2 separate regions of the Homo sapiens genome follow, and region 2 is linked to region 1. Evidence: read pairs that join two places in POLR2A ChIA-PET (ENCODE). Cell type or tissue: PC-9. All regions are shown on one strand. Links, peaks and the distances in the headings refer to the core of each region. The heading gives the core; the rest is flanking DNA.

Region 1 (5,961 bases), core at 410-5,409:
AGCCCAAAATTCATAGAGCAGATCATCAGGAAGGACAGGCTGGAAGCTCAGGTTAGATCTGAGGCTATAGTCAAAGGCAGAATTTCTTCTCCTTCAAGTAAACCTCAGTTCTGCTCTTAAGGCCTTTCAACTGATTAGATCAAACCCACCCATATTATCAAGGATAATCTCTTTTACATAAAGTTAACTGATTGTAGGCATTAATCACAACTATAAAATACCTTCACAGCAACATCTAGATTAGTGTTTGATTGAACAACTGGGTGCTATTTAGGCTAACCAAATTAGTGCATAAAACTGTTATTTTTCCTGTTTTAAAAGCAATTATAGGAAAGTAGACAGAATTTTAAAAATACCTATAATTCTATCACTTAAGACAATTTGCTGTGTTTTAATTTGTGCCTTCCAGGGTTTTTTTTTTTCCCCTAGCAATTTATTTATAACAGCAGGAAAAATGGAAATAAACAAAATGTTTAGCAATGGAGAAATAGTTATGGGAATTATGGTATATGCACATGAGGTGAAATTATGCAGCCTTTAAAACTTATAATTATGAAAACTGGATCAACCTGAAAAAATGCTTCAAGTGAAAAAAGTACAGTACAAAATCCTATCTCTAATAGTTATGATTATAGCTATGTAAAAACAGCATATCGTGGGACCATGCAATAGAAGGAAACATTAAAAATAGCGCAGCATCAGTGCCCCCCACCACATCTCCAGCACTTATCGTTGTTTGTGCCCTGAGTTAACAGCTCAGGCTGCTGCCAGCCCCCATGACCCTGCCTGAGGGCTTTCTCTGTCCTCTATGGCCCATTCTGCCCAAGCATGGACAAAATAAAATGGCCGGAGAATGCCTCTTCCCCTGGGAGCAACCCTCACCCAATGACGGATGGGAATTTCTGGGTATATACCTGGCCCCTTAGGTAAGGTGTCCTGGAGGTGGGTGTTTCATCCTGGTTCCATGAACCCCAGCGAGACTGGACTCCAGCTGCCTGCAGTGGCAACCTGCTCAACTTCCTCTATCTTGGCTTCCTTTCTGTCCCTGTCTCACTTTCCCACTCCCCTTCCAGCATTTTCTTCATAAACTATTTGCCTTGTCTTGGTTTGGTTCTGGGCCACATAATCTCCACAGAGGTGATATAGCCGCCAAGGGGCTGAAGTTGGTTACATAGGGCAGGGGTTCCCAACCCTCAGGCCAAGGAGCAGTACAGTCCGTGGCCTGTTAGGGACTGGGCCGCACAGCTGGAGGTGAGCGGCAGGCGAGCAAGCATTACCTCCTGAGCTCCGCCCTGTCAGATCCACAGCGGCATTCGATTCTCATAGGAGGGCGAAACCTACTGTGAATCGCGCATGAGAGGGATTTAGGTTGCACGCTCCTTATAAGAATCTAACTGATGCCTGATGATCTGATGTAGACAGTTTCATGCCGAAACCATCCCCCCATGGTCTATGGAAAAATTGTCTTCCATGAAACCACTCCCTGGTGCTAAAAAGATTGGGGACCGCTTACATAGGCGACAAAACAATATTGCTCTTTTAATGTATAAAGCACAGATATGCATACATTATACAAATTCACAGTATATCTGAGGGATTAAAAATTCACGGGGGGTCCATTTAGGAAAAAATATCTACCAAGGGTCCTTAGGAGGGGAAATAATGCTTTTTTAAAAAACTGTTGAAAAACACCGTGAACCCGAAGGAACCCAAAGTAAGACAAATACAAGCAGTTTCTCTGTTAGGATGACTGATCAAATAGGAACTTCGACCTCTAGTTTTTTACCTCAGTTATTTGGTATGTACAAGTATAATAAAATAATAATTTAAAAAACAGATATGGACCCAGCCCCTAAGATGCTTCTGGCCCCGAGACAAACACCTATCATCAATGTGTTGATTGTGGAGTCCCCCACGACTTCATTGCCGCTACCAGAGTCACCTACACACTTCTCCCCACCTCACCACTGACTCCCCACCATCATTTCACTTTCCTTTCCTGATAGCCTAAGTAGAATCATTTTGGATTAAGAGCTAGAATCAGGGTTCCTTCATTTCTTTTTTCAGCGAGAAAAAAAAAAATCAGAAAACTCTAAGCCTACATAGAACTCCACTGTTAAAATCCGTAAAGGGTACACGGGAACTCAGTTATTATGAGAGTGAATTAGCTGGAAAAGGGCGGCCAGGTGCTGTGGGGAGTGGAGAGTGTGAGAATGAAGCATCGGTCAGGAAATGCTTCCCAGCATGTAGGCAAGGAAGAGATCTCCTGCACAGGCTGGAGGGAGGACATCCAGGATCCGCTTGTACTTTCACATCAAGGGCAGGAGGTTAGAGCAGGCCACAGGTGAAACTTCGAGGCCAGGCTCTATTTAGCCTGGAGTCCAGAGTATTATGGTGGGATATGGGAGTGCTCAGAGTGTCATATGTAGAAATGACCCTCTCTGCAGAAAGCCGAATATTGTGAAGAGCAAGGGGAATGTTGAGAAACCAGTAAGGTGGTTACAACTAGCCATGGGTATCCGGCTGCCCAAACAAAGAGATCAAGTCCGTTCTGCATCATTGTTCACTGACCCAGTGCCCCACATTCTTGAAACTGGCCCAAGAAAGATTTTTTTTATGGTATTTATAAAAATGCTAGTCAAAGTGCTCTGTTATCATAGCTCATTTTAAAATACAGCACAAGACTGATAAACGCCATTGTTCCAACTTGGCTCCCAGGCAAGAAGGAGGCCCAGGGCTCTGACTTCGGCCAGCCTGGGCTCCAGGAGCCTGGCTGGGTGGAGGGAGGGCAGGGCTGACTGGGAGAGAAGGTAACTGGAGATGGAATTGTAAGATCCATGGGCTGTTTGCAGAAAGGCAGATTCTCACGTGTGGATGGTGTAGGTAGGAGCAAACTAGAAAGATTCTCAAAGTCTCTTTCTTAGCCCTCTGATTCAGTGAGCTTCATTATCTTATTTAAGTGCCCAAGAGACTTTCTCCTTGTAAGCTAGCCGTTGGAGAAGCTTCTAAAGTTTGGATAGCACACAAGGTAAAATTCCACTCCTGCACAAAGGGCCTCATTTGTGGAGAGTGAGTCACGATGATTTCCAGCATGTCTAGCAAATGCTTATGGATGTTAAGGGTCTAAACTGCCTCCTGCCCACAGATGAAACTGAGGAGCTCATTTGAAGATATAACAGTTTTAAGAATAAAAATACCTTAGCTTTACTGAGAGCTTACTAAGTGCCACTTTATGATAATTATTTTATTATTGTAACAACTCTTTGAGGTTATTGCGTGGTTATTGGTGCCTATTTTACAGATGGGAAGACTGATGCTCAGCTCAAGTAATTGGCCTTCAGGGTCACATAGCTGGAAGATGGAGTAGTTTGGAGTAGTTAGGTTAAGTCCAGGGACTATTCACTGCACTTCCTCTCAAAGTGGCAGAACAATTGTTTTATTGGAAGTGTTAATCACTGATTACTTTTAAAGATGGATGGGTAAAGATAACAAGAGAGACCTTTGACTGCAGAGATTCCCTCAGCTTGTACTTGAGATGGGAGAGTTAAAGACCAATATATAACAGTGGTAGGCCCTTTAGTGTATTTATCTGTGAACACCACAGTACCCTTTGGCTTAGCAATGGTCCCCTAACTCCCTGAATTTCCTCCTAGAGAGTGCCAAGTGCATGAAGAAAGTAGGTAGACCTCTGTGATTTTCCTGCATCCTGTAAAATGTCCTCAGGTTACCTTCAAGTATGTGGTTTATAGAGGGTTGTAGCATCATAAAAAGAGCTCCCTCCTCTTGCCACACATTTTTCAATCTACCTATCTGTGGTTTCAAATCTCAAATGTCTCATCAACTCCTGCCACCTCAGCTACCTGAGCAACTTCAATCTCTCTCGCTCTGTTTGTCTCCAAGATGGCTGCCATTAATTCCCTCCCTCCCTATGGCTTCATGTCATCCCTCATCAAGCGACAGAGTCTATTCCTTCACTCCTTTTGAATCCATCAGTGCAGGCCTTAATGACTTGCATGACCAAAAGAAAGCCATGGAAGTGATATTCTGTGGCTTTCAAATTTAGGTCAAAAAAACCTTGCCGCTTCCACCTAGGTCTCTTGGAAGTGAGTTGTCATGGAATGAGTGTGATTATCCTGAGACTGTCATTCTGTAAGAAGCCTGGGAGGGGAGAGAGATGCCAAGGAGCACCAAGGCACCCCATGTGCAGGTGAAGCAGCCATTGGGAAAGCAGACCCTCCAGTCTCAACCCCTGCTGCTGACACCACATGGATCAAAGCCAAACCACCCAGCTAAGCCCTTTTTCAATTCCTGACCCACAAAATCATGGGGCAAAATAAAATGTTTTCTTTGAAGCCATCCAGTTTGGGGATAGTTTTTGTTTTGTTGTTTTGCTTTTGAGACGGAGTCTTACTCTGTCGCCCAAGCTGGAGTGCAGTGGCACCATCTCGGCTCACTGCAACCTCTGCCTCCTAGGTTCAAGCGATTCTCGTGCCTCAGCCTCGCTAGTAGCTAGGATTACAGGAGCATTTCACCACACCTGGCTAATTTTTATATTTTTAGTAAAGACAGGGTCTCACCATGTTGGCCAGGCTGGTCTTGAACTCCTGACCTCAAGTGATCCACCTGCCTCGGCCTCCCAAAGTGCTTGGACTACAGGCGTGAGCCACCACACCTGGCTGGGGTAGTTTTTTATGTAACAATAGTTAAACTGAAAGAAGCATTTAAACATCCTGAAGTCTCTCTCAGGTTAAGAAACAATAACAAAACAAAAACACTACATCCTTCTCTAGTTACCACCCAGTCTCTTTCCTCTTGTCAAATCTAAACTTCTTGAGTGGTCTCCGACAGAGTCCTATACCTTCACATCTCCCATTCACTCCCTCATTCACTTTAATCAGCCTTCTAGCCTCTTCTGAAACTGCAAACCATCCGAACAGGCTTGCTATTGTGAACACCCTTTTGTACTTACCTTACTTGGCCTCCTTGTACTTTCTGACCTTTGTCTTCTTCCTCTTGGAAGCGCTCCTATCCCTGGGGCTTCTTCTTTCCCACTGATCCTTCCTTATCGTCCTCCTTCTTATTAGTTTCCTGGCATCTTAAAAGAACTGGGTTCCCTAGGGTTCTGCCTTCAACTCTCTTCTCATGCTACATTCTCTTCCTTATTGGAACACGTGCCTTACAGATGATATTGCATTTATTAAATCCACCAGAGGGAATGAGAAGGTAAGAGTTAAATTAAATTGCAATATTTTAAAAATGGGGCTATGCCAATAGTCAAGAGGTGGAAGCAACCCAAAAGTCCATCATCAGATGAATGGAAAAAAAAGTGGTGTACACAGACAATGAAATATTATTCAGCCTTAAAAAGAAAGGAAATCCTGTCACATGCTACAGCATGGATGAACCTTGAGGAAATTATGTGAAGTGAAATAAGCCAGTCACGAAAAAGACAAATACTGGATAATTCCACTTATAAGAAGTATCAAAAGTAGACAAATCCATTAAAACAAAAAGTAGAATGGTGGTTGCCAGGGGATGGGGGAAGGGGAAAAGGAGCGTTGTTATTTAACGAGGATAGAGTTTCAGTTTTGCAAGATGAAAATGTTTTGGAGATTTGGTTCACAACAACATGAATTTACCTAACACTATGGAAAATGGTTAAGATGGTAAATTTTATGTGTTTTTTACTACAACAAACAATGCAGAAAAGATAACTCTAGAAGAAATTAACCGGTTGTATTTTTTACATAGTTTAAAACAGTCTTTGTTTTTAAAATGTCAATAAATACCCAGTTATCCAAAATAAGGATAAAATTATGTTCCACCAAGGGATAGCCCTAAACCTTGGATGAAACAGTATTTGATATAATCCTGGCATGTCCTCATTTGAAGAGGATAACGTCCTTGTTTACCTACTCCATGGAGTTCTTAGAGTCATACAGCTTGAGAGACTTAAAGATG
Region 2 (5,480 bases), core at 1-5,000, 180 kb after region 1:
TGAGATGGAGTCTCGCTCTGTCGTCCAGGCTGGAGTGCAGTGGCACGATCTTGGCTCACTGCAACCTCCACCTCCTGGGTTCAAGCAATTCTCCTGCTTCAGCCTCCTGAGTAGCTGGTACTATAGACATGTACCACCACGCCCGGCTAATTTTTTGTATTTATTTTAGTAGAGATGGGGTTTCACCATGTTAGCCAGGATGGTCTCGATCCCCTGACCTCATGATTCGCCCACCTTAGCCTCCCAGAGTGCTGGGATTATAGGCGTGAGCCACTGCACCTGGCCGATAGTATGTTTTAAACTGCTGTATCATTTTGAAGAAAAAATTCTTGAATATGTCAGGTTTAAGATTTTTTTGTTGTGTCTTTGCTGTGAGGGCATTCTTATTGTGTTGTACCAGTTAGACGTCTATGTAGTTGAAATGTGTATTATCAATTAGGTATTATCATGTAAGTGTCAGTTGTTTTTTTTGTTTGTTTTTTTTTTGTTTTTAGATCTGACTGACTTTTAAACTTTATGTCTTTAGAGTTCACTGCATCCAAGAAGAGGAGAAAACACTGAACAAAGAGCCTGGTGTAGTTTTTAATTTTGAGTTTTCTGACAGAAGAAAAGATTGATATTTTGTGTATTGAACAGGAAGACTGCCAGTATTAAAAAAATCCTTCTGGGAATCTGTAGGTTATTTCTTGGAAATTGCAATACGTAGTTCTAGAATAAAAGTACAAAAAATTAGAATAAGAATTCTTTAACATTTTCTTTAATGATTTGCATAAATGGAGATAAAACTTGTATTTAGTATGTAATAGAAAAAATTCTGTTATTCGCAGATTGTTACTATTTCCTATAAGGTTTTGTGATACTATACTGTCCTAATACAGTCTGGTAATACTATTCTATTTTATTTAAAATATTTTTTATTGAAATATTAATGTTTATTACATGCAAATAACTATTTTGTATCTACAGTCGGATAATGGATTTTTTATTTTGTATATTTATTCTATTTTGTATATTGTTAAGTGCAATAAAGTTTTTGCCTTGCTTTATTTTTTAATACATAAAACTTACATTCTCATAACGTGATTGATAACTTAGGAAGTTCACAATGTATTTTCTACTTCTGCAATTAAATATTCTTTAGTGCTTGTTTATTATTACTAAATACTAATTAAGTACTAACAAGTACTTAAATACTAATGTATTAAGTATTTAAGTACTTTCTAATAAAATCTTTAACAATAATAATGTAAATTTCAGAATGTGTCTCTGGTACAGAATAGTTGATATTAACAGAAAAAAAAAAATCTGTAGCTTCATGAATATGCCACTCTGTTAATTTCTTGTTCCAGACATTTTAATAGAGATTGCTTGAGCCATGTTGTTTGAATTGCTGCCAATAGCAGACCATATCCCTATCATGTTGTTGGCTCAACTGTTTTTTTTTTTTCCCTAATAGAGATGGAGTATCGCTATGTTGCTCAGGCTGGTCTTGAACTCCTGGGCTCAAGCTATCCTCCTGCCTCAGCCTCCCAAAGTACTGGGATTATAGGTGTGAGCTACTGTACCCAGCCTTAACCTGTTTCACAGTTGATTATACTTCATGCTGTTTTCCAGCATGGTATTATTAAGGGATTTAAAGTTTGGGTTGCATGCCTGTAATCCCAGCATTTTGGGAGGCCGAGGTGGGCGGATCACGAGGTCAGGAGATCGAGACCATCGTGACTAACACAGTGAAACCCCGTCTCTAATAAAAATACGAAAAATTAGCCAGGCGTGGTGGCGGGCGCCTGTAATCCCAGCTACTCGGGAAGCTGAGGCAGGAGAATGGTGTGAACCCAGTGAGCCGAGATCGTGCCACTGCACTCCAGCCTGGGCAACAGAGTGAGACTTCGTCTCAAAAAAAAAAAAAAGTTTGGGTTGAAGATCAAATTCGTGATATCTCTATATCTAATCTTTAAAAATCAGAATGCTAATGCTGACGCAAATAAAATTTTCATTTATTAGCATTCATGCAGTCACAATTGTTTCCTTTGATTCCTTTGACTTCAAATATATTTGGTCATAGAGGGGGCAGTTTTCATAATGTAGACATTAGGTGGAGCATCTTGGATTTAAACATTCTAGGGTTGGGGTGTAGATCCATTATTGGCCCCACTTGATATACTAGGTTGTTTGCCAGAACTTGTCTGACTGTTAAAAGTTTATAGACATTGTACAGCTAACACACTGAGTTGCCCTCTCTTTTTTCATAACTGTACTTATAAAATACATGCTATTGTTTCACTTGTACCTCAAGATGGTTAGTGCCCTGCCCCCATTCACAAAGTTAGTAAGTCATGCTTCTGAGTTATAAACACAGGGCTCAGTCTTATAATTTCAGTTTTTTTAAATAAGCCAACACGTGGAAATCCAGAAAGATACTTTTTTAACTATAAGCAGTAAAACTCCACTTCAAAATGGCTTAAACGAGAAGGAAAATTTATTAAAATCAGGTGAGTTCCAACAAAGGCTGGCTCTGGCTTATATAGTACATCAGTTCCGTGATGGCTTCATATACCTAGGTTTCCGTTTTTTCCTTTTTTTTTTTTTTTTTTTTTTTTTTTTTTGAGACGGTTTTGCTCTGTCACCCAGGCTGGAGAGCAGTGATGTGATCCTGGTTCACTGCAGCCTCAATCTCCTGAGATCAAGCTATCTTGCCACCTCAGCCTCTTGAGTAGCTGAGTCTACAGGTGTGTGACCACATGCTTGGCTAATTTTTTTTTTTTTTTTTTTTGATACAGAGTCTCCCTCTGTCACCCAGGATGGAGTGCAGTGACATGATCCTGGCTCACTGCAACCTCCGCCTCCCGGGTTCAAGCGATTCTTCTGTCTCAGCCTCCCGAGTAGCTGGGATTACAGGCATGCATTACCATGCCCGGCTTTTATATTTTTAGTAGAGATGGGGTTTCACTATGTTGGCCAGGCTGGTCTCAAACTCCTGACTTCAAGCGATCTACCTGCCTTGGCCTCCCAAAGTGCTGGGATTACAGGAGTGCACCACCGCACCCGGCCGCAATAGTGAGTTTTTCATGAGTATATGTTGAAGATAAGGTATGAATCAGTTGATAGACTTGCTTTAAATATGAAATTGAAGTTCATTGAACAGAGTTCAATCTGTGTTTTACAGTGAGTTTTCAAAATTAAAGTATGAAGTCCAAATACTAGTTATCTATTAAGCTACTTATATTGCCAACTTAATTATAATAGCTGTACCAAGTGATAAAGGCATGATTTCAGTATTAAATATTTGCTGAATTAATATTTTGTGGGAGAAGAAGGGTCGTGGCAGTGTATATAAACATACACTGTGTTTTAAAATCATACCACTCCCAGAAATCCCCGTATATGAAAGTGTTGTTCAAAGTAGATAATTAGAATTAGAGTAGTATTAATGTTATATACCAGGTTTATTTGGGGTATCTTAAAACCCATGAATAAAAAGTGGAGTCATAAGGAAAATGCAGCTTGTATGGATGCTTAATTAGGGGAATATTTTTCACTTTGGAAGTAAAGTATCCTAATTTCTTCAGAAGAAAACTACCCTGGGAATATGCAGTTCTCTATGAGAAATCATAGTGTCATCTTTGTTTTTTTTTTGTAGTACTATTATGAGTTTATGTTGTAAGCACATCCAAGATCCCATCTGGGTTTATAACCCCTTTGTCTTAATAACTCAAAGTTTTCCTAACTGTGAGTGGATATATTCAATGAGGAGAAACATTCCCAGTCTCTTTAATACCCAATTAAAGTGATTGTTCCCTGAGACAGACACAGTTGTACCATTTGCAAGCAAAAGGAAAGACAATGAACAAACTTTTGAGCAAAGGCTTTGTCTTATATAGGGATTTTTCAGAACAGCGATTTATTAGGGAACTACGTTAAAAACTTTAAAGTGCTACAAAACTATTTTACTGACTTGTTCAAAAATATTAAGAACTGCAGAGTGCTTTGGAAATGGAAATGCAAAGATATAAACGCTAAACTTCAAAATAATTACAGCTAAAAAGTAAGCTTTTAAAAAGTACTTGGATGCCAAGGAAACCAAAGTAATTGTGTGGTGACTTTTGAAGCGGCTTTTTAAAGTTATAATAATTGAAAGCTTATGTGTTTACACAGATCTTCAGATTGATATGAGACCAAGCTCTCATGGCTTGACAACTGAAGGAGACCCAGGTTTCTTTTTTTTAACTTGAATTGGCTACAATACATATTTTATTTCCAATAACCTATTTTGGTTATGACAAAAGATTTACACATGTATATAGAGATAAAATATCTTTAATTGCGGTATCTTTAAAAATGAGCTTTATGGGCTGGAAATTACTTTCATTTTGATGTAAAGAGCCCAGGAAAATAAGCATAATTACTAATGCCTTCCTAACTTACCCTTGATTCTTGAATTCTAGTTTAAAGAATGCTTGCTTTTTAAATGCCATTGAGCAAACTCTGTGGGTGCTTAAGTATTCACGTTTTCATTTTGAACACGTTTTCATTTCATCTTTTGAACAACTATAGAGTAATTTTCATTGCACATTTTTCTTATTCCCTTTATGAAAGTAAATGTCAAAGCCTCGACTTCGGGTTGTATAATTTTTTTTATGTGGTATTTTTTATGCCTGACTTATTTATTTTAATGTGCTGTATATTGCAGGTCTGAATTTTTCTTTTTATGATGAATTCGGGCTGCGTCCTTTAAGTTACAAGGAACAAAGTCACATTGACATTATCTTAAATGCTGGAGGCTTATTTTAATACTTGATCAGAGGCACAACTTCTTGGAGAGCTGGAAAAAAAATGTAGTGAACACCAGCAGCTTAGACGGCTGGGCTGAGTCCTTGCTTTTGAAGTGGATGTCTATTGCCCTGTAGTTACAATGTGCATCCTCTTATTCATGTGCTCTCCAGCTTCCCTGCCCACTTTCCCCTTTGCTACTTCTCTTGTTCTCTATAGTCCCTGAAAGAGGATCAGATTGATTCTATTAGTTATAATCCAAAATAGAGCTCCCTGATAGGGTGCAGATTATTCTGGCTACTGGCCTCCTTTTTTTTTTTTTTTTTTTTTTTTGAGATGGAGTTTCGTTCTTTCACCCAGTCTGGAGTGAAGAGCCGCAATCTTGGATCACTGCAACCTCCACCCCCCAGGTTCAAGTGATTCTCCTGCCTCAGCCTCCCAAGTAGCTGGGACTACAGGTATGTGCCACCACGCCCGGCTAATTTTTTTTTTTGTATTTTTAATAGAGACGGGGTTTCACCATGTTGGCCAGGCTGGTCCCAAACTCTTGACCTCAGGATCTACTCCTCTTGGCCTCCCCAAGTGCTAGGATTACAGGTGTGAGCCACCACACCCAGCCCCGCCTCCCTCCCCCACTTTTTTTGAGACAGAGTCTTGCTCTGTGGCCCAGGCTGGAGTGCAGTGGTGCCATCTCGGCTCACTGCAACCTC

Evidence for each region. Peaks named below come from ENCODE experiments on the same cell type or tissue, not always from the same donor. Only the 100,000 strongest peaks of a DNase experiment are listed, where the experiment ranks them.
Region 2: POLR2A ChIA-PET joins it to region 1 with 5 read pairs; 4 of 35 experiments call an interaction of 5 or more read pairs at or near these places.

What each region holds. Positions count from the first base shown.
Region 1 is chr14:61,613,659-61,619,619 of GRCh38, forward strand. All of the region lies in intron 1 of LINC03033 (long intergenic non-protein coding RNA 3033), which reads left to right. Among named protein-coding and RNA genes, the nearest start is that of LINC01303, 46 kb to the left of the region's middle. In PC-9, for the core only: no CTCF peak of the experiment used is centred there; DNase peaks (open chromatin) are centred at 2,533 and 3,053; H3K27ac peaks cover 1,803 bases.
Region 2 is chr14:61,794,423-61,799,902 of GRCh38, forward strand. SNAPC1 (small nuclear RNA activating complex polypeptide 1) reads left to right here. Exons shown (of 10, transcript NM_003082.4): 10 at 527-2,006. The coding sequence ends at 561. Among named protein-coding and RNA genes, the nearest start is that of SYT16, 16 kb to the right of the region's middle. In PC-9, for the core only: no CTCF peak of the experiment used is centred there; no DNase peak of the experiment used is centred there; H3K27ac peaks cover 333 bases.